Regions from separate parts of the Homo sapiens genome. Here region 1 is linked to region 2. A link is a loop called in an ENCODE intact Hi-C map of the cell type or tissue named here. Cell type or tissue: endothelial cell of umbilical vein. All regions are shown on one strand. Region 1 overlaps HK1 (hexokinase 1). Region 2 overlaps HK1 (hexokinase 1).

Region 1 (2,500 bases), 50 kb before region 2:
ATTTAGAAACAGAGACTGAAGGCCCATCCAGAGGAGATAAAACATTTTTCTAAGGTCGAAAGAAAATCAGGAATAGGATTCAGAGGGCTCTTCTTGCTTCCTCTGTTTCCTTCTTTTAGGAGAAAAACCTGTCCTTGTTGATTTTAATGTTTTACCTTGGAACCTGTATTTTAATACTGTCCCCTCACAAATCAATACATTTGAGTTAATTTTTTATTATGAAATATTTGAGGCACATAAAAGAAGATTGAGGTTCACATAAACACCTCTGAGTCTGCTACTCAGCTTGAGAAGTTATAGACACAATTACAATTACATTACAGACACAGTTGAAGCCCTTTCTATGCCATCTCTGAGATAGTTTGCTGCTTCTCCCTTCGGAGGTGACCTCTGTCCTGAATTTGGTGTTTATCTTTTCATGCATGTTTTTACGCTTTTATTACATATGCATATGTCTATAAACAGTATATGGTATTGCTTTATAGATATATGGTTTTGATCTTTTGTAAATGGTGCTATACTGACTATGTGTTTAAGCAATATATGGTATTGCTTTGTGTGGTTTTAAACTTTTTTTTTTTTTTTTTTTTTTGAGATGGAATCTCATTTTGTTGCCCAGGCTGGAGTGCAGTGGCACGGTCTCAGCTCACAGCAACCTCTGCCTCCTGGGTTCAAGCAATCCTCCTGCCTCAGCCTCCTGAGTAGCTGAGATCATACCTGGCTAATTTTTTTGTATTTTTAGTAGAGACGGGGTTTCACCATGTTGGTCAGGCTGGTCTCAAAATCCTGACCTCAAGTGATCCACCTGCCTAGGCCTCTTTCCAAAGTTCTGGGATTATAGGCCTGAGCCCCCACACTCAGCCAGTTTTAAACTCTTATAAATGGTGCTATACTGTATGTATCCTTCCGCCATTTACTTTCTTTTAGCTCAACATTGTATTTTTGAGATTTTAAAAATGTTGATCTACGTAACTGTTTCATTAAACTGCTCTGGTTTCTTACAGAGTATAAAAGCTCCCTAGTTAATTCATCTATTCTGCTTTTGATAGGCATTTGTGTTTCTAATGTTTCAAGTGACAAACAATGCCTTGGTGAACTTTCTCTAGAACAACTCATTCAGCGCATGCACAAGTTTCTCTAGGCTCTAAGCTGTGTACCTAGGGCTGAGATCACCAGGCGGAGAGATGTGTGCGTTTTCCCATATACGAGATTCTGCCAAGTTGCCATCCGTGGTCATGCCAGTTCACACTCCCATCGGAAGTATGTGCAGGTTGCCTTTGTTCCACACCAACCCTTGTTATGGTCAAACCTTTGCAAATTTGTAATAGATGAGTTTTAGTCTGTTTCCTTCCTCAGTTGTTTCCATTCACATCACAGTATTCGAGCTGTGTTTAAAATTAGCCCATTTCCTGAGTTACCTTATCAGAGTCCTTGCTTCAGAGTCCCACGGACTGAAGTTGACAGCTCCATGGACTGCTGCTGCTGAGATATCTGCACTGGGGAGGGATAGTTGATGCAGGGAAAGGCTTAGGATGGCTCTCCATGGCCCCTGGTGCTGTGGGCTGACTCCGTTAAGCTTTTCTGGGAGTTGAAACACACATTTGTGAGCTTTCACTTGCACACACTTTCTCTCTTCCCGGGTGGATCCGACCCGGGTAGGGCAGGCTTATCTGTTGCGTAAATGTGCCCAGCTCTGCTCAGAGAAAACTCAAGCCAGCAGCCTCTCAGACCGTCTTCCGTAAAAGGAGAGGGTGGCTGTACCCACGTGGCAGGGAAAACTGAACCGTGAAGTCGGCGGCTCAGCCCTTTGCACACAGAAGCTGAGCTGTCCCTGTGCGAGGCAGAAAATGTCGGCTCATGTTCATCTTGAGTCTATGCCTGATTACAGGCTCCAGACTCGGAGACCTCGAGGGTGCCTTACAGGGAAGGGGGCATTCAGTGCCTACTAGGCGCCCGGCTTTTCTTTTTCTTAGCAGGGGTCTTATTTAATCATTTCTAGTACTCATATGAACCAAAGCCAACATTCATTGTTGTATTCATTGCCATGTACTGTGCTAAAGGCATCGTGAGCCTTTGCTTAGTTCATCCCCACAACGCCCTTGTGAGGTGGGTGTGATTTCAGACGGTGAGGCCCAGATAGTGAACGATAGAGCCAGCATTCAGCCTCATCAAGGCTGATGGCAGAGCTCCTGCTTTTATTATTTTCTCAATTGAGTTATAATTCACCTACCATGAAACGCATCATTGTACAGTGTACAATTCAGTGGTTTCTAATAGATTTACAAGGTTGTCCGAGCACCATCACCATCTAATTCCAGAATATTTTCATCACCCTCCGAAAAAAACTACCCGTTAGCAGTCACTTCCCATTTCTTCCTCCACCTAGCTTCTGGCAACCACTATCTACCTTTTTTTTTCTTTTTTTTTAAATGGATTTGCCTCTTATGGACATTTCATATAAATGGAATAATATAAAATGAGGCTTTTTGTGTCTAGCCTC
Region 2 (2,500 bases):
AGTCACTCAAGCACATGGTTTTGCCTGCCAGCGAGGCTGGGGGCTGGTGAGGGGTGAGTCGGGGCTTCCCATTCCTTTTATGTCTGTCCCAGCCCTCGTGTGTGGGGCGCAGAGGAAGGCTGACAAGTGCCGGTGTGCCTTTCTCCACAGGTTTGAGAAGATGGTCAGTGGCATGTACTTGGGAGAGCTGGTTCGACTGATCCTAGTCAAGATGGCCAAGGAGGGCCTCTTATTTGAAGGGCGGATCACCCCGGAGCTGCTCACCCGAGGGAAGTTTAACACCAGTGATGTGTCAGCCATCGAAAAGTAGGTACCATCCCCTCAAGGCTTTCTTGGGGTGTTGGGGCAGAGAAGAGCAATTGGTCCCTTGTTACTTCTTGAGTCCAAGTTTGGTGGCTTTTCCTTCAAGAGTGTCATGGCTTTCTGGGTCCGTGTCCTCTCACTCTTAGTTGACCCATTCTGGGCCGGACTCCCTGAAGGCACTTGTGGCGGTTCATTAAAGAATGACATAGTTAGCCTCAAGTGCACAGGTGATTTTCCTGTCTAGCTACAAGAGCAGCCTCCTCTCCCACCCCCATCAGCCCATCACCCCCACCCTCCACACACACTCAGGGTAAGATTAGCGTCCAGGAAGCAGACTATTCGAGCAAGGAGCAAGGAGCTGGTAAAGCCCGGAGCCTGGGTTTTTGGAATTCCACCTCCCACTTCCAGTCTGGAGACCTCCAGACTGTGCTGAGGGCACTAAGGGCACCCTAGTAACCTCAAGATGTTAATTAGGTGCTCCCTGAAAAAAGACTTCCTTGACCAATAGGATTGGGAATATGGCACATTTATCTTCCAGTTTACAATATTATGGTAAAATAAATACAGACTCACAGTAAAAAAGAATAAGAAGTATAAAGTATAAAAATACAGATTTATAGTATCATCAACACATTAAAGAAAACCCAGTTTGCTTTGACTTGTCATTTCCCAAACTTCTTTTGTGCTTGAAACCACCCCTTCCCTGCCACACACACATTCTTTCAGAGGAAACCTGTTAACAGCCAGAAATGTGCCCTGACGTGCAAGTTTGAGAAACACCGGTTAACAGATGAGACAGGACAGTTAGAAGGAAGGACAGAGCCAGCCAGCAACTAACTGTAGCCCCTTGGCATCACACAAGAAACCCGGGATTCTCTGTCTCCTTGTGAAGATTTGCATCAGCTCTCTTTGAGGTTAGAGAAGGCAGCTGCTGGAAGAGGAAAGGGGTTTATCTGGACCAACTCTTCTGCCAAATCCATGTGCTGGAGTTTGTTGTATGATCACTCTCCTGAGTTTCCAGCTGTCCCTTTTCATGAGTCTCCTGGTCAGTGGCTGGGAAGGAAGGGGAGCGGGAGACTCGTGGATTGTCTTGAAAATCACTGGCCAAGTCAGGAAATGCATGCCTTCCTCTTGGCCTGTTTCTGGTATTGACTCTTTGGTTACCAAGAAACACAAACCCAGCTAGCTCAAGAAAGCATGTATATTATAATAAAGGCTATCTCAAAAAAAAAAAAACTATAAAAACATCCTACAAGAGCAGATGTTAGAGGCATTCTCTAAAATCAGGAGCGAGACAGTATCACCAGTTTCTATTTGGCATCGTACTGGAGTCTTAGCCAGTGGGTTTTCGTTTTTGTTTTTGTTTTTAAAGAAAAGACGAGAGATAAATTAAAGGTATGAGAATCAAAAAAGAAGTGAAACTGTCATTATTTGCAAATGGTAAAAGTCTATATGGAATACCCCCAAAATATCTACAGACAAATGAATAGAATGACGGGAGAGGTTAAAAAGATGTCTGGATGGGGTTTCACCTTGTTGGCCAGGCTGGTCTCAAACTCCTGACCTCAGGTGACCCTCCCACTTTGGCCTCCCAAAGTGCTGGGATTACAGGTGTGAGCCACTGTGCCCAGCCCCCATCCTCTTCTATCATTTTTAAAATCTCTTCTCCCATCATAAAATTAATTTCTCTCATATTTTTTGGTCAGGTAGAATTGGGAAAGTCCCACACTCTCCTATTCTCGTATTACCTTAACATCCCAAGCTTCCTTTCCTTTTTTGGTCTTTATGAATATATTTATATGGACAGAATTAAGATAAACAAAATTGATTTCCCCATTCTCTCACTTCCCCATCTTGTCTTCCTAGACCCCACAGAGTTAAAACTTGGGACTCCCCCGACCCTCCCAGAACACTTGTATATTGTTTGTTTGAGGTTCGTGCCGCAGTAACAGACACAGTATTTGATTGCACATACAGATGTTTGCTGGGTATATTCACTGTACATTTTATTTAATCTGGTTTTTTGTTTGGGGGTTATTTGGGGCGAGGTTGGTTTTGTTTTTAAATATTAAAAAAAATCTGTCAAAAAAAGATGTCTGGAGATAAGATACAGAAGTCAACTGTATTTCTATCAGCAATAATAAAAATATGTACATATTTTAAAACACATTTTTAAGAATAATTTTAGATTTACAGG

The links. Hi-C counts contacts between places; a loop is a spot of excess contacts. Peaks named below come from ENCODE experiments on the same cell type or tissue, not always from the same donor. Only the 100,000 strongest peaks of a DNase experiment are listed, where the experiment ranks them.
Region 1: a loop joins it to region 2, with 2.9 times the contacts of the local background. A loop is called at or near these places in 65 of 110 quality-filtered maps.

What each region holds. Positions count from the first base shown.
Region 1 is chr10:69,326,431-69,328,930 of GRCh38, forward strand. All of the region lies in intron 1 of HK1 (hexokinase 1), which reads left to right. Among named protein-coding and RNA genes, the nearest start is that of HK1, 8.8 kb to the left of the region's middle. RefSeq lists silencers at 1,523-1,817, 1,543-1,837 and an enhancer at 2,437-2,500. In endothelial cell of umbilical vein, no CTCF peak of the experiment used is centred here; a DNase peak (open chromatin) is centred at 1,531; H3K27ac peaks cover 673 bases.
Region 2 is chr10:69,376,784-69,379,283 of GRCh38, forward strand. It overlaps HK1 (hexokinase 1), which reads left to right. Exons shown (of 18, transcript NM_000188.3): 8 at 151-306. Among named protein-coding and RNA genes, the nearest start is that of TACR2, 39 kb to the right of the region's middle. RefSeq lists enhancers at 1-71, 72-592. In endothelial cell of umbilical vein, no CTCF peak of the experiment used is centred here; DNase peaks (open chromatin) are centred at 648 and 1,398; H3K27ac peaks cover 2,241 bases.